Regions from separate parts of the Mus musculus genome. Here region 1 is linked to region 2. A link is a loop called in an ENCODE intact Hi-C map of the cell type or tissue named here. Cell type or tissue: left cerebral cortex. All regions are shown on one strand. Each heading gives the region's core, and the rest is flanking DNA. Links, peaks and the distances in the headings are about the cores only. Region 1 has its middle 57 kb from the start of Erbb4. Region 2 holds the start of Gm29822 (a long non-coding RNA gene).

The links. A loop is a pair of places that touch in the nucleus more often than their neighbours do. Peaks named below come from ENCODE experiments on the same cell type or tissue, not always from the same donor. Only the 100,000 strongest peaks of a DNase experiment are listed, where the experiment ranks them.
Region 1: it touches region 2 in a loop (6-fold over the local background); 4 of 42 quality-filtered maps call a loop at or near these places.

What each region holds. Positions count from the first base shown.
Region 1 is chr1:69,159,746-69,170,664 of GRCm38, forward strand. No RefSeq gene overlaps it. Among named protein-coding and RNA genes, the nearest start is that of Erbb4, 57 kb to the left of the region's middle. In left cerebral cortex, for the core only: a CTCF peak has its summit at 5,625 (motif pointing right); a DNase peak (open chromatin) is centred at 5,638.
Region 2 is chr1:69,779,998-69,790,916 of GRCm38, forward strand. It overlaps Gm29822 (a long non-coding RNA gene), which reads right to left and starts at 7,592. Exons shown (of 3, transcript XR_373478.2): 1 at 7,466-7,592; 2 at 6,734-6,956. In left cerebral cortex, for the core only: a CTCF peak has its summit at 5,316 (motif pointing right); a DNase peak (open chromatin) is centred at 5,327.

The DNA.
Region 1 (10,919 bases), core at 1,868-9,867, 620 kb before region 2:
GGCCTGCCTCTACATCTACCTCATATATGAACTGCTGAAGCACATTAAGGGGCTGTCCTGTATATCAAGAGCTGTGGGATCTCCAGGACACAGGACAATGGCCTGATCTCTAAGAGGAGTCCCCATGAGGATGCAGTGTTCATAGTGCAGCAGAACCTCTCGAGGCCTCAAGCCAGACAAATAACTCATTGCAATGAACATTTGCATGTAAAGACGTATGCAAAATGGTATACTGTGGGACACACTGAGGCACACTGCAGCTTCTAGGGTCAAATGTCTTGTTTGCTGTTTTTATTTATTCTTTACTTTCGTTGGTGGGAGGCAGGGCGGGGGTGAAAGGCCAGAAGGGCAGATACAAAGGGATGGGAGGAGTGGGATTGAGATTCATGTTGTGAAATTCACAAAGAATCAATAGAAATTCAAAAAATAAGAAAGCAACTATAAATTAATCTAGGGTTTGAAAGAAGAAATTGGTGCATCAAGAACAAAAAAGTAATAATATCATTACCAGTCTGGGTCTGGATATGACCAAGCAAGAGACTGGAGTCAGAATGTTTATATGGATTATTCTACAGTGTTGGGAATTTGTCTTTAAATTAAGCACATTTCTACATATATCTATAAGCTTAACTTGACACACCATCTGTATGCTCTAAGATAAAGCAGAACACTATAACCCAAACAGCCATTAAAATATATAATAAATAAATACATACATACATAAATAAATACATAAATACATAAATGGCAGTGTAGGGTTTGGAATCAACTATGAAACACTTGTCACTTTTAGGATATTATCCTCAAAAGAATAGGAACTGGATAATGTGCAGCCCTATTAACAGAGGGAGGAAATGAAGCAACTCTAGTAATGCTTAAGCAATTTGGATTTGGATCAGAAGATATCAGTCAATGGTTATGAGTGCATTTTGCTTTTGCAAAGGATCCAGATTTGGTTCTCCAGAACCCACTTGAAGGCTCACAATATTCTGCTTCCATGCGATTCAGTGCTGTCCTCTTTGCCTCTGTGGGCACCCGGCTTGCAGGTGGTATGCATACATATAGGTAGGCAAAATAGTCATACACGTAATGTTAAAATAAATAAATAAATAAATAAATAAATAAATAAATAAATAAATAAATGTTGTAGGAAGAATACTGAATTTAACAGCAGCATGTTAGCGGGATTAGACTGTTGCACTGACAGGAAATCGATCCTTTTGGAGGTTGTTACCTATAGCCCAATAAGAATGTCATGCAGGATAAAACAAGAGAACAAAGATACCAACCTGGGTGAAGGTAAGTTTATCACTTGTAACATATTATGCATACTAATGCATTAATCAGAATATAATGCAGCTTCATATAAAAATCAATGTGTGGGAAAGAACTCTAGCATCTGCAGATGAAATGAAACTTGAATTTGGCTGTTGAAGTTTTAAGCTTAGGACTTCTTACTAAATGTACAACGTTTTGGAAATTAACTAAATGCCTTCATATTGTTATTTCTTGAAAACAGGGCTAGCATATCCCATTACAGATGCACATAAACGTATGTGTATATGTACATATAATGCATGGTTATATTCCTATTTATGTTATTACATGTAAATACATTATTCCCCAGAGGGAACGAAATGTTATAAGTGTTAAACTACGTAAAACAACATTAGCTGTTATGATAGTTAATTGTTTTCTTTCTTTTTAAAGATTTATTTATTTATTTAATGTGTATGAGTGCTCTGTCTGCATGTACACCTACATGCCAGAATAGGGCATCAGAATTCATTATAAATGGTTGTAAGTTACAATGAAATTGCTGGGAAGTGAGCTCAGGGTCTCTGGAAGATCACACACAATTGTTTTCTTGTTTACATACTCTGCTCTCTCCCCTCTCTCCACTCCCTCTCTCTCTTTCCCTCCCTCTCTCTCCTCTCCTCTCTCTCTCACTAATATATATATATATGTATATATATATATATATGTGTATGTGTATATATATACACACATATATGTGTGTGTGTGTCTGTGTCTGTGTGTATGGACTTTCTCTACCAATTCTATGCACTTTCATCTTCCAATTCAAATAATGTTATTTGTCACATCCTTGTAATATCTGAAGAAAGGAATTTTGCTAATTCCTGGTACAATTATTGTTTTTATTGCATTGATGAGCGTGTGGGATGCTTTTTATCTCCCAGTGTGCTGCACCAACTTTGCCAATCCTGTGCTTATGCTAAAATTAACATCTTCTTTACAACCAAGTTAAATTGGCTACATCACCTGCAAATTTTATATTTTAAAAGTATAATTGTAGTAAGCACTGTAGCAGAAAAAGATGTTCTACTTCAACATCATCTGGGTTTCTTAGTGTCCATCATGTTTGCTCTTTTGTTTGTGTTGTTGTTGTTGTTGTTGTTGTTGAGACAGGATTTCTCTGAGTGTATCTGGCTATCTTAGAATTCACTCTGGAGACCAGGCTGACCTCTAACTCACAGAGATTCGCCTACCTTTACCTTCCAAGTTCTGGGTTTAAAGGCATGCCCCACCATTGCCCAGCGCACTTTTGTTATTTTTGTTGAAATTCTTAGTCTTTACTCTGTAAAAATCCATTTTCTTTGTGTGTCCTTTTTTTTGGCTGTAAAGTCCCCAGGGCACAGTTTTTACTGCTATCAGATGAGCCAAATTCTAAAATAGTGCACATAATACTAGCATCCATATACACCCAACCAGCTGGAGTGTCCCCAAGTACTGGTATTATTTCTCTTCTTGTGAGTAGCTTTGTGTTGTATTCTACTTTGGTTTTAACTTTTTTTGTTTGCTTGATTGTTTGTTTGTTTTTTAAATTTTTTGTTTTTGCTTTTTGAAACAGGTGGAACTCAATTTGTAGACCAGGCTGGCTTCAAATTCAGAAACCTTCCAGCCTCTTCCTCCCAAGTGCTAGGATTAAAGGTGTGCACCACCATGCCCGGCTTTTAAATTCTTTTTTTAGATATTTTCTTCATTTACATTTCAAATGCTATCCCCTTTCCTAGTTTCCTCCCAAAAGTCCCCTGTACCCTCCCCTAGACCTGTTCCCCAACCTACCCACTCCTACTTCCTGGCCCTGGTATTCCCCTGCCCTGGGGCATATAATCTTCACAAGACCAAGGGCCTCTCCTCCCATTGATGGCCGACTAGGCCATCCTCTACTACATATGCAGTTAGAGACACAAGCTCTGGGGGTACTGGTTAGTTCATATTGTTGTTCTACCTATAGGGTTGCAGACCCATTCAGCTCCTTGGGTACTTTCTCTAGCTCCTTCATTGGGGACCCTGTGTTCCATCCAATAGATGACTGTGAGCATCCACTTCTGTATTTGCCAGGCATTGGCTTAGCCTCAAAAGAGATAGCCATATAAAGACAGCATTTTCAACAAATGATGCTGGCCCAACTGGCGGTTATCATGTAGAAGAATGTATATTGATCCATTCTTATCTCCTTGTACAAAGCTCAAGTCTAAGTGGATCAAAGATCTACACATAAAACCAGAGACACTGAAACTTATAGGGGAGAAAGTGGGGAAAAGCCTTGAAGATATGGGTAAAGGGGGAAAAATCCTGAAAAGAACAGCAATGGCTTGTGCTGTAAGATCAAGAATATACAAATGGGACCTCATAAAATTGCAAAGCTTTTGTAAGGCAAAGGACACTGTCAACAAGACAAATGGCCACCAACAGATTGGGAAAAGATCCTTACCAATCCTAAATCCAATAAGAGACTAATATCCAATATATATAAAGAACTCAAGAAGGTGGACTCCAGAAAAATCAAATAACCCTATTTAAAAATGGGGTACAGAGCTAAACAAAGAATTCTCAACTGAAGAATACTGAATGGTTGAGAAGCACCTAAAAAATGTTCAACATCCTTAATCATCAGGGAAATGCAAATCAAAACAACCCTGAGATTCCACCTCACACCAGTCAGAATGGCTTAGATCAAAAATTCATGTGACAGCAGATGTTGGCAGGATGTGGAGAAAGAGGAACACTCCTCCATTGCTGGTGGGATTGCAAGCTGGTACAACCACTCTGGAAGACAGTTTAGCAGTTCCTCAGAAAATTGGGCATAGTACTACCGGAAGATCCAGCAATACCTCTCCTGGGCATATACCCAGAAGACGTTCCAACTGGTAGTAAGGACACATGCTCCAATATGTTCACAGCAGCCTTATTTATAATAGTCAGAAGCTGGAAAGAACCCAGATGTCCCTCAACAGAGGAATGGATACAGAAAATGTGGTACATTTACACAATGGAGTACTACTCAGCTATTAAAAACAATAAATTTATGAAATTCTTAGGCAAATGAATGGATCTGGAGGGCATCATCCTGAGTGAGGTAACCCAATCACAAAAGAACACACATGATATGCACTCACTGATAAGTGGATATTAGCCCAGAAACTTAAAATGCCCAAGATACGATTTGCAAAATACATGAAACTCAAGAAGAAGGAAGACCAAATTGTGATTCTTAGAAGGGGGAACAAAATACCTATGGAAGGAATTATAGAGACAAAGTTCAGAGCTGAGATGGAAGGAAGGACCATCCAGAGACTGCCTCACCCAGGGACCCATCCCATAAACAACCACCAAACCCAGACACTATTGCATATGCCAACAAGAGCCTGCTGACAGAACCCTGATATAGCTGTCTCTTGTGTGTCCCATTTTTAACATCTAGAGTAGAAGTTATCTGGGGGGAGAATGAGTATTGTTGCCTAAACATAGGTAATTTGCCTTCAAGTGGTTTTCTTTTACAATTTATCTTTCTTTTGTCTCAGTAAGGGTGAGGCCCTTGGGCCACAAGACACAAAGCACTAGGTACTACTAAGTAGTACTCAGTATTCTACAAAAAAATACTGAGCATGTTAACAATATAAATTGCACTGCCTAGAGCAGGAGAAATGAAAGGAATAGGAGGGGAGAACAACTGTATCAGACAACGAAATGACTGTGGTTTATGAGACACGTAGTCGTGCTTATATGGTAGAGGGATAGAAGTCAGTGTCCAGGGTCTTCTTCAATCAGCTTTAACTTATCTTTTGAAACAGGACAGTTCACCAGAACCTGGGTCTCACTAGACTGGATGCCATCTAGCACAAGAGACTTAGCCACGTCAGCCACCCCAGTGCTCAGAACACAGGCATGTATGCCACTCCTGGATTTTTATGTGGTACAGGAAAATCAATGCAGGTCCTCCTGCTGGACCAGCAAGTACTTTATAGACAGAAACCATCGCCTCAAGGCCATTAATTTTGTTTTTGAGAGTGAGAAATTTGAGTGTTCAAAAAAAAAAAAAAAACCTAAGGGTACATTGTGGAGAAGTACAGAATTAGCATCAAAATTGCAGAATTCCTGAGGAGCATAAAGAGGAAGACCACACATTGATAGACTGAGTCCAGAGTTATGTGAGCTGATAGACAGGGATGCACAGTCTAATGTCATAGTCATAAGGATGAAGAGGAGTCACTAGGAAACCTTCATTGTAAATATGTAACCTTTTTTCTCATGTATCTTCAACCAACCTAAAGTCAAAGGATTTCGAATCCAGGGACACTTTTATTTCAGACACTAGATGTCACTGTTCTACTTAGACAAAGAGCAGTTCTTCATTCTGAATCGCATTGTATTTACCTAATCAGATTCACCTGTGTGCAGCTCTGAGTCACCTCAACTTGCCTCACAGGCTTTCAAAACAATGTAAAAGGGATTTGGAACAAAAGTAGACGAAAGCAAAGCTAGCTTCATGTTTCTTTGGGCATATTCACAGTAGTTGTGTCACACGTAAACTAAAAATTAAGAAACGAATTCAACATGAAAAATGATGTACAACATTAAGAATACAACTTTTATTACATAAGAAAAAATATTGCACACACACACACACTAACGACATTCAAACCAGGTCTTCATCCCTGTGTCTATGTCCACATGTCTGGTGAAACTATCTTCAAAGAACCAACTTAAAAGTTTGTGGTATAGCTCAGTGGTAGAGACATGCATAGCATAGAAATGCCCTCATTTCCAGTGTTTAGGGGAAAGAAGAGACGAGGAAGTAAAGGAGATTAGAAAGAAAGAAAGCCAGAAGGGTGTAGGAAGAAGGAAATGGAGATCAGGGTTGGAGAGGGGAATGATATTTTTAAAATATATCCAGAAACCCATAGTCACAGTGAGCAAAACTGAAATTTAAGTACAAAGCTTGACAAACCTTGACAATATTGAAGATTCACTTTGCTTTGACAAGCTCATGTCTGGGGACTGTCTAAACTTGAAAGACATACAAAAGGAAAGGTCCTCAAAAAATATATTTTTTGTTGTTGTTGCTGTTTCTTTTCTTTCTCTTTTCTTATGTACACAGTTACTAAAAATATTCCATTAGGAAATCGAGCATCATGTTCTCCCCAAAGTGTCTAGGAACTTAAGTCCCCTTAACCTTGGATATTAATTTAGACACTGGGCTCTAGATACTCCATGTGGTGTTGTCTTAAGTGATATGAAGAAGCAAAAGATGAAACAAAACATTGTGAAAATGGTTGGTAAAATAGTCAGGTACCAGGGCCTGCAGAGATGGCTCAGCATTTAAGAGCACTGACTGTTCTTCCAGAGGTCTGGATTTCCATTCCCAGTAACCACATGGTGGCTCACAACCATCGATGATGGGACCTGATGCCCTCTTCTAGTATGCCTGAAGATAGCTACAGTGTACTCATATGAGTACAATAAATAAATAAGTCTTTTAAAAAGTAGTCAGGTACCCAACTCTCCATAAAAACTACGGGAATACAAGCTGAAATTTTGAAACTTACAGAAGGCCCAGTAGATGGAAGTAGAAAATTAGTGTAGGCATCAGCTTCTTGCCTGATTCTGGGTGGTATGATATCTTACCAAGATGTCATAGTAACTCAGGTAATTTATGAATTGATCAATTCCTGGTTTCCTACCAATCATGGTTCCTGGTTCTCTGGATGATTGTGAAGTGGACTAAGCTGGAAATATGATTTCAATCCTCTTAATTGTCCCCTATCTCTCTCATGTGTCCCCATAGAATCTGATCTGAAGACCCCACATGCCTGTACCACAAACAAATGATTGCCATCATTCCTTTTACCCCTTGTTATAGAAAAATAAATGACAGAGACAACTTACGGGAACTTGACTCACTCTCTGATGGTCCTGTTCATCGTGACTAGAAAGCTATGGCAGCAAGTGTGGCCGTAGCTGTGGTGGCAGGAAAGTGAGGCATCTGGTTACACAGAATCCCACTATCCACAAACAGAGAAAGATACATTTTGATGCTCAGCTTGCTTTCTTGCCTTACCCCCAACCCCTGTCTGAAGTGGAAATTTCTGGTTGCATTATGTGATGCAAGCTCAGGTGATGATGTCTTGCTGAAGCAGACTCAGGAGATGTTTTGCTTAAGCAGACCTGTAAGAGGACACATTTGGAGAGAGTATAAGTCGGACCTAACACACAATGGCTGGATGCTTTCACTGCGTGTCGTGCAATGCTTCCCTGGTTTCACCTCTGTGCTTGTCTTCACTTCACTGGGAGAAGTACAGCAGAGAATTCCTCCTGGTATTCTTGCTGGTTCTGGTTGTTCCTGCTGACTCATGCCAATTCAACAGAGGCCTGGCTGTTTCTGCTGGATCTTGCCACCACTGTTGATTTATGTTTGGTGACACTTTTTGAACTAGACTGTTGGTACCCTGGCACTACTGAACTGGACTGCTGGTCTCCTAACAACAGACTATGGAATCACTCCAAAGAACTACTTTTAAACAGGTCCACATCCTCTTGTCCTATTTAGCATCTTTTCTCCCCTACCTTTGAACAGTGGGCTAGAAGCGGGTCCAAGTATTTGATAACCCTTATTAAGGTAGGTTTTGAAAAATCTAAGCCTACACTGCCCTTTGTTTTCAGTTTAAGACTCAAACTCATAGAATGGTGTTCTACAATGGATCTTCATTTTTTAGTTAAACTGTTACAGTAACTTCATTACAGACACTCAGAGAGATGTGTCTCCTAAGTGATGTCAAACCCAGTGAAACAGACAATGGCCAACCATCACACTGAGTGAACACCATGAAGCATTTTCTTTTTTTTTTTTTTCCATTTTTTATTAGGTATTTAACTCATTTACATTTCCAATGCTATACCAAAAGTCCCCCATACCCACCCACCCCCACTCCCCTGCCCACCCACTCCCCCTTTTAGGCCCTGGTGTTCCCCTGTACTGGGGCATATAAAGTTTGCAAGTCCAATGGGCCTCTCTTTCCAGTGATGGCCGACTAGGCCATCTTTTGATATATATGCAGCTAGAGTCAAGAGCTCCGGGGTACTGGTTAGTTCATAATGTTGTTCCACCTATAGGGTTGCAGATCCCTTTAGCTCCTTGGCTACTTTCTCTAGCTCCTCCATTGGGAGACCTATGATCCATCCATTAGTTGACTGTGAGCATCCACTTCTGTGTTTGCTAGGCCCCGGCATAGTCTCACAAGAGACAGCTACATCTGGGTCCTTTCAATAAAATCTTGCTAGGGTATGCAATGGTGTCAGCGTTTGGATGCTGATTATGGGGTGGATCCCTGGATATGGCAGTGGCTTGTGCTGTAAGATCGAGAATTGACAAATGGGACCTAATGAAACTCCAAAGTTTCTGCAAGGCAAAAGACACCTTCAATAAGACAAAAAGACCACCAACAGATTGGGAAAGGATCTTTACCTATCCTAAATCAGAGAGGGGACTAATATCCAACATATATAAAGAACTCAAGAAGGTGGACTTCAGAAAATCAAATAACCCCATTAAAAAATGGGGCTCAGAACTGAACAAAGAATTCTCACCTGAGGAATACCGAATGGCAGAGAAGCACTTGAAAAAATGTTCAACATCCTTAATCATCAGGGAAATGCAAATCAAAACAACCCTGAGATTCCACCTCACACCAGTCAGAATGGCTAAGATCAAAAATTCAGGTGACAGCAGATGCTGGCGTGGATGTGGAGAAAGAGGAACACTCCTCCATTGTTGGTGGGAGTGCAGGCTTGTACAACCACTCTGGAAATCAGTCTGGCGGTTCCTCAGAAAACTGGACATAGTACTACCGGAGGATCCAGCAATACCTCTCCTGGGCATATATCCAGAAAATGCCCCAACAGGTAAGAAGGACACATGCTCCACTATGTTCATAGCAGCCTTATTTATAATAGCCAGAAGCTGGAAAGAACCTAGATGCCCCTCAACAGAGGAATGGATACAGAAAATGTGGTACATTTACACAATGGAGTACTACTCAGCTATTAAAAAGAATGAATTTATGAAATTCCTAGCCAAATGGATGGACCTGGAGGGCATCATCCTGAGTGAGGTAACACATTCACAAAGAAACTCACACAATATGTATTCACTGATATTTGGATATTAGCCCCAAACCTAGGATACCCAAGATATAAGATATAATTTGCTAAACACATGAAACTCAAGAAGAATGAAGACTGAAGTGTGGTCACTATGCCCCTCCTTAGATTTAGCATTTTCTTTACTCCAGAAAAATCACAGATGTGCCAACTTTCAACCCTCAGAGAATGGAACTGATCTCATATGTTGGGGGATATATCTAGTACAGATTCTTTTAGGGTCTTGTCTTAGTGCACAGCTAATTAAAAACTAAAAGAAAACATTTGTTTAGCAAATGTTTTATTTTACAGGTTGGTAGATCAATATTTTATATTACTAAACAAAGTATGATCTGAAAGTATAACCCAATAAAGTATTTGTGATATAATGACCCTTTCCCAGAGTATTTGTATCTTAATTTGAAGCTTCAACAGATACAGTGTTTCATTCAGTAGTGTATTTTTTATATACAGAAAAGCATTCTTAGATGCCCTTAAATAGCAAACAACCAATGTTGTCCTAATTAGAGAGGTTTAGTTGTTAGACTCACAGAGACCTAAAAGCAGAACGCTCTGGAGGCACATGCTGTGTTGTTTTCTTTCTATTGTTCTGGTTTTAAAAATTTGAAACTACAGAAAAGTATAGAAGAATGTAAGTTCTAATCCAAGCAGTTAGCAATAGCAATTAAATCACTTTTATCTCCAGCTAATACCCTCTTCCTTGCTCTTATGATCTCTCATGCCTCTATTTCTTTCCCTTATATGGGCATTTTACAAAAATGTAATATAGAATTTGTAGGTTTTATAATAATTTATACATAGGCTAGACACGTGGGAGATTTATGTGAAGTGACTATTAGACACTATTTACATAATTCATATGAACTAAATTCATAGTTTACAAGTTAAGAACTTCTGGTACATTATATTATTTGTTGTTGGTAAACATTGGCCCTTAAAGGGAGGGCAAGCTACTTTGATTAGATAAATGGGGTATGGTTATGTTACCAAACACTAAGACCATCTTCTATCTGAAATGATCATTGTGGAGAATAAAAAAACAAGCAATCTGTGCAAAATGACTGTACTTTATATCAAAATGTAAGACGTTCTTTGCTGTAAATACTGTCAGGGAGAAGAGAAGAGTATTAAAACACAATTTATTGTACTACACAGCCCCATTGCACCACCCATATGAATGTAATATTAAATCTCTAGAGTAGTATGAATAGTCTCATAAATGCAGAGTAATTTTACATCTTATGCACATATTAATGTAGCAATGTGGAGAGCAGAAAGGAGAAAGATGAAAGTCAAAGACATTAATACATTTCAGTTATCAACATAATGTGACCTGATGTGTGTAAGGACAGATCTTTCTTCTGTGTTGCCTTACTTTAAATCTTAGAGAAAAATCATGTATTCTGTGAGAGCAGAAACCACGTATTATTATATTTGTTATATGTAATACCACA
Region 2 (10,919 bases), core at 1,517-9,516:
CCTGTGAATCAACTGAGCAAAGCTCGTGTGAACTCACAGACTAAGGCAGCAAGCATAGAGCCTACACACGTCTGCACCAGGTCCTCTGCTTATAGATTAAGGCTTTCAGTTTAGTATTTTTAAGGGATTCCTGAATGTGTGAATGAGTGGGTCTCTGAGTCTCATAAGGTCTCTTGAGGTTCTTTTTCTTTTGTTGGATTTCCTTGTTCAACTTCGACGTGACGGCATTTGTTTTGTCTTATTATATTTTGTTTTGTTAATCTTCAATTGTTTTCTCTAGAAGCCCCTTATTTTCTAATGAGAGACAGAAAGACCATGGAACTGGATGGGAGGGGAGGTAGGGAGGAGCTGGGAGGAGTAGAGGGAGGGGACACTGTAATTAGGATTTATTGTACATCTTACTGGGTCCATGGTCAAAAGAAGTCTTATGGCCCCTCCAAACATTGCAGGCAATATATTGTCAAGGCTGTTGGCTGCTCTCCGCAGCCTGAGGTAAGAACCTGTAACCGAGGACAGCATTTGCTTGTGTTATTGAACATAGAGAAGTCAAGCTGGTGACCAGCTAGGCTTTACCCATACTGATTAGCACTCACGGCTCTGGCAGGTACTTTCAACATTACCAACCTAGAAACAGAGTAGATATCATCAATATCACCCAGCTACAAATCCTGCAAAGCACAATAATGATCTGCTTGTAAGATATGCTGGTGCAGTAATGCCCCAAACACTATGAGAGTAACCAACTGCCCCCTCCTCCTTTTTTTTTTTTTTTTGAAAATTTCCTTATTCTCACATCCTATGTGTTGGGTAGATACTGAAGAGCCAGCAAAACATTGGTTAAACAGGCAGAGTTAAATAGAAGGTAGGTAGCAGATGGAGCCCATGCAGGTCGAACAATCTCAAACTCAAGAGAGTTCTGGTGAGAAGAGCTAGCAGAGATTCTAGGCAATCAGGCAGGCCATTTTAGGTCCACGGTGTTTAGAAGAAAGTTTCAAGTGTTAGCAGAGAGTTGGAGGGCTAAATGAGCTCTTTATTTCTTGAATATCTAGCATCCTGGCTGAATACTGTGGCTCAGGCTCTACTCCTGATAAGTAATCCAGCTTGAGGTCAAAGATAAGACTTTGCTCTGAACTTAAGGAAGGCATTACTAATAGCTTTCTATCTGTCACCAAAGATTTGTCCTCAAATCAAATTCTATAAGTCAAAACCTAGTTGGTTGTTGAAAATGACTCACAAACTATTTAGGGATAGGAACAAAGTTAGAACCTGTTTTCAACTTGAAGTCTAAGACCTTTGATACCATGTTCAGAATGAACCAAAAATGAAGACTATCATGTTTAATATTGATTTTTGACAAATTCAACTGTTACTAGCATTTCATAACTATGAATAGAACTAATAATTACTGTCAGATTATTGAGATATTGTGAAACAATTCAATCACATGGGTAGCAAAATATGCATGTGTTTGTCTTTGGAAATACTAATAATTAACTGATTTTCTGAATGCTGTCTATGTCTGTCCTTCTGACTATATAGATCAGGAAATTCAGAGCAGGAAAATTCCATTTTAAGAAAATTATTTAATACAAAATATTTTCATGTATAAATCACATAGATAAAAATTCCTTTTTTTCTTTTTCAAAATTTGACATTAAAAATGCTAAAGATTTTTGGTCATCTTTTAAATGTTGTTATTAATTGTCCTAATTATGAAGTTCTTTGAATCAATAGTTTACATAAAATAAATTTGTATTTTATTAGACAATCTGGCCATTAATTCAAAGGTATTGATCTTCTCTCTGGTAATAATTGCATCTGTAATAGTCCTATTATTGCTTTATAACCTTTAATGTGAGCATTGACATCTTGTTCCACACATGAAATCTTTTTATTCTTGGAATTATTTTACCACAGTCTTGCAGAACTTTCACAAAATGAACAGATTTCAAATTGACGAAAGCTTAACAATGGGGTGTATTTGAAGTTTCCACAAAACTCATCAGAAAATCCATTTGATCATGTCCAGTGTTAGAGTGTGCCTGCACTAGGTAGCTCTAGGCTTTATTTGTTTTTAAGCTGATATAAATAACAGATACACACACACACACACACACACACACACACACACACTCATGCAACCTTTGGACATTCAGTGGCTCATGACATCAGTGCTACACTTTAGTACACTTGCCTCAACTGAAAAAGTAGGGTGGGCATTCTAAGAAGGCGTCTGAAGTGCCTACAGGAAGTGGCATGTGTTGGGAGTTATTATATAACAAAACAATGCCAATTTAATGCTTCCACTACTGGGAAGACAATGGGCCAGGAAATGATTTTGATGAAATACACACGACTGACAGAGGAGTCAGATAATTCACAGGTAAAGAAACATGTCCAGGAAATTATTTAAAGATGTAAAAAGAGAAGGGTAAATATGAGGTGACACCTGTATTCAAGAAAACATTTATGCTGTGTTCTTTGAAAGAATAGCTCTACTGGCAACATCAGCACTAAGAATAAGCAAATACAGATGTCAAGCCTCTAACCTAGGAAGAACCAGGCCCTGCATTTTAATAACGTTCTTTAGGTGGATTGCAAGAACGCTAACGTGAGAGTAAAATTCGGGAAACCTGCTTTTGACATTAACAAGATTAAAATGCACACCTTCAAATGGTCTCAAAATTACTTATGAAAATTTTCTCTCCTGCTTAAACTCTACATTTTAAATGGACACATGTTTGGAGTCTGATTGTGTATTTATTTCATTCCTTGCTTTTTCTTTCACAAGATATATGATCAACAAATTATTTATAAAAGAGTACTAAAGCACCCAGTTACCTAAGACGTGGTTCGTTATAATATTAATGTACAAGACATTTTTTAATGGATTGAATAGCTTTGGGGGAGGTTGCTCTAAGAATCACATCCTCGGTTTTAAATGTGGTCCTGCGCATTATCCTTCAGAAGTTAATCAAGCTTCGAAGTCTTTCTCGAACTAGGCACTAGTGCCACAGATGTGTTCAGTTTCTGTAAAGGAATTGAACCACGTGATCATGTGAACAATTTTGTAAGGATAATAGTTTCAAGTAAAGTTTCTCAAGCCAATAAACATGTGTTCTTAATAACACTTTAATATGAAATTCTGTTATATAAAAATGATGCCAATTTAACAATGTATCCACTACAGGCAAGGGTCTCAGAGACTTTATCTCAAACGGCCAGAATCAAAGAAATGTTTTGGAAAGTGTCTCTGATGTGACTTAAGACGAGGATAAAATAGTCTTTATGGTTTACTTATCTCGGCACACCCATCTACCATGCATGGTATATTACAGCCCCAAGATCTTTCCATTTAATTTAGTTTTATTTTAATTTTCTCATTATCCAGCTTAACACAGTTTACCCAGTTGTCTTTGCTGCAGACACTTTTCAGTACTATCCAGAGAACCAAAGTCCACCACTGGGAGCAAAACGATGTCATAGCCACGGATGACATCATGCCCATGGACATTCAAAGAGCAAGCTATTAGCTTGGAAAGTAGTCTTCAAAGTGAGTTCCAAAATGATTTTGGACAAAAAGGATATATATCTTTTTAAAGAATATAGGCTGTCCTTAAACATTTGTTCTTACAGTTTCCATTTGCCAGGTTTGGTGACCCATGCTGTATCCCAGTGCTTCAGAGGGGCTGGCAAAGTACCAATGGTTCAAGGCCACCTTTGACTAAATAAGAAATGTGAAGTCAGTCTGGGCTATGTGAAATCCTACATCAAGGAGACAAAGAAAACTATAAAAACCAGACAAATAATCAAGGTTTCATATTCATTAAGGCTTAGGAAATTCTTACATATTTGCCAAGATACTTGTTTTATTGTCTCAAAAATATGTCATATGACTGAAGGAGGTAGAAAAATCTCAAATTCAAATGGTGCACCTTTCTCTTTTAATTCAAGATGAACCCTTGAGGCATAGGATAAAATAAGATTAAATTGATTACTATAAAAATGATAGAAGGTTCTAGGTCAAGTTGGTTATTGGAAACAAAGTCACTATCATGTTTCATCAACTCTCAGGACCCATTGCCAAGGGTTTTCATTATACACAGGGCATGAAGCACTTTATAAATCATGGGATCTGTTGACATTCAATTACATTCTGCCTTATTAATAAGAACTGTGGAATGTTTTCAGGTGTCTGCTCACCATAAAACCAGCCTTTCCTTTCACAAGGCTTCTCTTTCCCACATGAAAAATTTTCGTATAGTGCATTTAAGCATCTAAGGTACAAATCCTGATAATTTTGAAATGTTTAAAACTGTAATTTTCCTAGAACCTTCAAAATCAGCACCTGCCCATGTGCTCAGGAGCTGACTCACCGGTTCAAATGTGAAGAAAGACTTTGTTTCCCCCAAGAACACCCAGTCCACACATACCTCTATTTTCCGTGCATTTTTTATGAGTCTGTCCAGAGCGTCTGTAGAATACTTTGGAAGCTTTCAGGAGGCGGACTGCCTGTCCGCAGTCTTGTAACTGTCAAGTCACTGTCTCATCAGAACTAAATCCCGCTGAATGACAAGAGTCTATATATTGTCACTCACTCCCTTGTAATGAGGATTCATCTTCCTTTCTATTATAGACATTATTTTCCAACGGAAGGATTCTTATATATGGCTTTCGGATCAGCGTTCTGAAGCACCAGCCACAGGCTTGTTAGCTCTCAAGCACGGACTCTGGGGCTGTGGTTAAATCCCTGTGCATACTTGGAAAAGTATTACTGTTGTTATTGTTCTTAACATAACTGTCCTTATGTTTACTCCTTATGGATCCTGGTTATTGGGAGCTAAAAAATTCTCTCTATAATTTTGCAAACAGTAGAAGAGAGGGTGCACGTGACAGACATTTTCAAGACTACTCTAGATTTTATGAACCATTGCTATGAAGTACATGACATTTTGAGATCAGTAAACATTAGGGTCTTCTACATATCCATAGATATGTAAACATATACCCATGCCTGAAGTAGCTCGTATTTATGTAGGAGTAAATATTTTAATTGAATTAGATCTCAAATAATCTGTTTTTTAAAAAAGTACTTGAGGCCAGCCTGGTCTACAGAGTGAGTTCCAGGACAGCCCAGGACTGCACAGAGAAATCCTGTCTCGAAAAACAAAAACAAAAACAAAAACAAAAACAAAAAAAACAAAAACAAAACAAACAAACCCAATCCAAATAAACAAACAAACAAAAAAGGAAAACAACGTACTTCAAACCTCTCATGTTCACTAATTCCTTAAGGTAGAAATATTTATATATGGCCACAAGGCGGCGCTAATGATCTGCGAATGTCAGTAATGTACTACAGCTATAAAGTAATTTGGCAATTATGTGTACATGTTGAATTATTTGCTTCTGCTGCTGCTATCAACATATTTCTCGGCAATAAATACCAAATTTTGCAATAAGAATAAAATAAATTTCTTTCAATGCCCACAATACAATATTGTGCTTTCTTTAGAAAAAAATATTTTTCTACACAGAAATCCTTTAATGTCTCCACTTTAAATGCTTGCTACTGTTCTAAGCACTCAATACATATGTTTTTAAAGAAGTAAATAATAATTGTCTGAAGTCCAATTTAAGAAATGCAGTGGAGCTGTAAAAGTAGCTAAGGAGGTACAACACTTGTCATGTATGTCTGAAGACGTATTTAATCCCTAGATGGAAGGAGAGACCTGACTGGACAAACTTAAACACACACACACACACACACACATACACACACACACACACACACACACACACACACACATCACATCACATCACACCGCACACACTAATAATACATAAATAAAACCACTGCTAATGCCTAATTCATTTTCTATGAAATATGACATTTTTATCAGAGACAAAAGTAGTGGTTATTCTTTTCATGTCAATGAGTGGCCTTGAATAAACTTTTCTTTTTCTTCTTCTTCTTCTTCTTCTTCTTCTTCTTCTTCTTCTTCTTCTTCTTCTTCTTCTTCTTCTTCTTCTTCTTCTTCTTCTCCTTCTCCTTCTCCTTCTCCTTCTCCTTCTCCTTCTCCTTCTCCTTCTCCTTCTCCTTCTCCTTCTCCTTCTCCTTCTCCTTCTCCTTCTCCTTCTCCTTCTCCTTCTCCTTCTCCTTCTCCTTCTCCTTCTCCTTCTCCTTCTCCTTCTCCTTCTCCTTCTCCTTCTCCTCCTCCTCCTCCTCCTCCTCCTCCTCCTCCTCCTCCTCCTCCTCCTTCTCCTTCTCCTTTTCTCCTTCTCTCTCTCTCTCTCTCTCTCTCTCTCTCTCTCCCTCTCCCTCTCCGTCTCCGTCTCCGTCTCTATCTCTGTCTCTGTCTCTCTTTTAAACTTTTGGTTGAGACAGAGTTCCCCATTATGTACCCCAAAGTCCATGCTGATCGGGACTCAAAACGTCTTGCCTCACACAAACTGGGCCACAGTGCCTAATACAATTCTCCATTGCATCCCTCAATATATAAAGCCCAGAGAGAGTGTGCTCAAAGATAACAACCATTAGAAGATTTCCAGATGGTAAAAATTTCAGAATTTGAGGGGATTAAAGATTATACTTGGTTTGAATTTTAAAACAGGTAATTATTTTCAACCTTTGACTTTGTATACAAATGCAGAAATCACTACTGCAATTTCATCAAGAGATACCACGAGTGCTTTTTTTTTTACTTCCAGATTAAAAATGCAAAGAGCTTACCGAGGAAGGCTGGCACTCCTGGCCTTAAAACTGTGCAGTTTAATGAATCCCAGGGTGTTACTAACATGCAGAAAAACTTGCTTATTTCCTCTTCCTCTGCCCCAGTGCTCCCACACAGTAGGGGTCAAAGTACCATCCCTTTGCAGAGGAGAATTCCGGAGGGTTCCAGGTCCCCATAAACTGAGCAAGTATTCTGTCAATATTGACTCATCTGTAGAAGGTCCTGTGAGCAAAGCAGAGAGAAGCCTTTGAGCTAAACCTGGTGTGTTAACACTCCCCAAACAAATATGGTTGCCCTTGGACAACTCCACTGCGCCCCTGCCCTCCAAGAGTGCCCGCATCAGAGAGTACCTTACACGCTTCCCTGTGGAGACCCTTCAACGACTTCCTGAGATGAAAAGCTGCCCTTCCCTGAGCCTGTGCTCTTACTGGAGTTTATCTTTCTACAGTGTTTTTTTCTATGATCATAGACAACCCGAGGGAATGTGTATTTGTGGGCCCCTGGATTGCGTTCACTCTGAAACCGGTCTGTACATCAGGGAGGTTAAAGAAGCCAAGCGCCTTCAAGTCGAGACTGGAAAATTGTCACCATCAGCCCTGTTTAATCAGAATGTCCTCATGACTAATAGTCTATGGTAATACAAGTTTCCTTTGACATTGGAAGATTTAAGTGAGGATTTCTTCTTTGTGACAGCTGGTGGCAACGATCTCATCGTGCGAATAGAAACTGACCTTCCAAGCTCTGGGACCGTGGGTACGATGGGAGGACCTCACACAGAGAGCGGATCTGGATGTTGCCTTCAGGCTACGAGTCTGACGTCTGGGCTAGGACTCCACAAACACTGTGAGCATCGCTGATTTAGGTGTCTGGACTTTGTCCCGACTTTCAACCTGGGCTACGAGTTCCAACTGGCTGGTCTCACGAGACAATCCTTCTCTGTCACACACTGCTTGCCTGCATACCTTACTGCTTGCTCTTCAGAGAGTTGTTCTGACTTCCCTGGGTCACTGTCTGGTCATTGCAACCTGGAGATTTAGTTAAATGTTTCAACATTGACTTCAGTCACTCCCGGGGCTGACAAATCCCAGACCACCCGTTCTTGAAGGCCATCACTCATCTCCAAATCTTGTTGAAATGAATTATGTGACTCTTCACAGCTGTCACACCTCGCTACCTATCTGTTTAAGCACCATCTTTCTGCGTGGTGGAGTTCCTTGCATGGCTGCCCTGTGCCCATAGTAGTAGGTCTATTCTCTCCTAGCTCCAGAACTGACCGCCTCTTTCTACTCCAGCATCAAAACCCAAACTCAGAAGTGTTGTTCTTACTTTTTCTGGGGTCATCACCTGTAAACAAGGGCTTTCTCTACTCGGGCATCTTTGTTCATCTCGGTGGCTGCTTTGTCTTAGTTTCAAGACAGATCTTACTTCCCTGGGTTATTTTCTGATGTCTTAAACTAGTTTTAATCCAGGGTGCAAGTTACTGATAAGATGGGAGCCAGTTACAGATCAGTAACTGAATTAGGTCTCCTGTCTGCCTTTTGTGTTACGGAAATGGGAGTGTTGGTTTTCCTCTAGAGAAGTTGACATCTAAGTGGATTCTCATAGGCCATTCACTGAGAATATCCTCTTAGTAGTAGGAAAAAAATAATTGGTAGGAAACAACAACTTTGACACTCTTGGACTTTCTACTGTAGCGTAGAACAGATGTATCACCACGGGAGATGATGCTAGGGACCAGGATATAAACAGAACCGAGATGAGAAAGACACGGAGCTGGTAGCTCACTTGTTTACGTCAACTTCTATGACCTGCAGGCTTGGGGGAGGGTCCTGCAAGGATGCACAAAAAATAAATTTGTATTATTAGTATTCCTGCATTCCCGAGTAATGTTTTTGCCCGAGGTTAGAAACATTAGGGAAAATCAAAGAAATCGCTGACTTGGGAAGATTCCTGAGGCACAAAGACCTGGTCTGGAATGATGAAAACATGTATGCCTCCTCGGGCAGCAAGCAAGAGATGCGGCGCTGGATGCCAGGGATATTCTCATGTGTGACACCTGGGTAGTTGCTCCGTTTCTAGTTAGAATAAATTCACCCTGTCTTCTAAGGAGTTCTTCAACTGTTAATCTTGTCACATGACTGACAAAGAGGACCGGGAGAACAATGCTTAAGCATTGCTCTGGGGGTTGGGTGGTTCATTTCCCTGGGGTCAGGAGCTAAATGGGGTAACACAGCAAGCATATATTGAATGGATATCCTAGGTAAGCTGCCCGGTTTTCCTATTCCTCAATTTTCCAATCTGTAAAATGGAGACCTAGGCACCTAATACAGATACCATGATGAGTTTAGTCCAAGTGAAGGGTCTGTGTGTCCGGTAAGGATAAGCATTTAGTATGCAAGGTGATCTGAGCAATATTTACCTAAGGATGTTACCATAGAAGGATACTGTTTACTGGGTGGCTTCCCCTGGCTTGCTCAGCTTGCTTTCTTATAGAATCCGACTCCCAGCCCAGGGATGGCACCACCCGCTATAGGCCCTCCCACCCTTGATCACTAATTGAGAAAATGCCTTACAGTTGGATCTCATGTCGGCATTTCCTCAAGGGAGGCTCCTTTCTCTGTGATAACTCCAGCTTGTGTCAAACTGACACACAAAAGCAGCCAGTACAGACATCCCCAGGACGAGTGTGTGTGGGGGTGGGGTGGGGGGGGTGGGGTGGGGGGGCACTAGTCATCAGGGTAGTTGACGATCTTATCCACAAGAAAGGGAAAACTCGTTGTCAGAAGCATGCGGCTGGCTTTTTCCTCCTGGAACCACCACATAGGAGCTTTGGGCCCTTCACAGTGTCCTGCACTTACGATGGAATATGCAGAGCATAATGAACTCTCAATATTTTAAAATGGTTATCAATCTTTCAGTGTTTGAGTGTGTATCACTAGCTTAATAACCATGTGTAGAACTCTTGGTGGCATAGTGTATGTTTTTAAAATGTTGTCTTTGCCTCAAGTCCATTTCCTTCCATTTTTATGTAGCTATGCCCAAGTTATGTCTACGAGGGCTTTGTGATTTATATACCAAATGCAATTTATCGTAAGTGTACCTTTTAATTAGAGTGCTGCCATGTAGTCTATTTATTCAGGGACTTCGAGCATCATCTCTTCTATAGGACAGCTGATATATAAAGTACATTAATGGAATAACAATTATCATTTAAAACTCGTTATTGGCATTGGTTGGAAGCAATGTAGGAAGCACATTATAAACACATTCATGTTCGCCATTTACTATCTTTTCCTGGGCTGTTGTCTCCAAATTTAACAAGGAGAATTTCATTGCTAATTAGATTTAGAAAACAGTCTGGAAACTAATAGAAACATAAATTTAGGAGGAGGGTGCAATTAGTTCAAAACCACCCCTGAAATCTTTATTACTATTGAATAGGATGATATGTGTTTAATATATATATATATATATATATATATATATATATATATATATATATATGTAATATTTTCAGAATGGTCTTAAGTAATAGCATGTACAACATAATTTGTAGCAAAAGAAAAAGATGCCCTTATCTATGTGGAAAGTATGCATTTAAAAAATTTTTAAGAGGTGCTATACCGGTTACCAATAATTTTAAGATTTCTGTCAGTAGTGGCTCATGGCAGACAGTTTGAAATGATCGTTGCTCTATTTGGACAGTAGATGGCGCTGTTGCCATTTTCCAACAATACGCTGAGTCAGAATGGGCTCGGCTCCAGGATGCAGACTTTTTCTTTTTTCTTTTCCCAATTAAAGCAAGAAGACTGCCATCGGAGAATCAATCTTGAAAGTCATTATGAATTCGAAATGAAGTCTAGGTTTCATTCTTTCCTTTCGCACCTCTGCCATAAAATGCTCCTTCTTGCGGCCTAAGCTCTTTCCTGTATAATGACTTTCTTTTGAATGATTTCAGAGCTTTTGCTGGCGTAAGAGAACAAAGTCTTTCATAGACAACGTTGAGAAAAATCTATCTCTTCGTGATTAGGATAATAAGCCTCTGTACTTGATTTTGATATGTATTATACGTCTGCTGTCGCCTTATGTGGGTAGCATGGCGGTGGCCACGTCTGCCACAGGCAACTTTCCGATCTCACTGGGATGATTACCCGCGTTTACATTTTATTACGAATTGTTGAAATG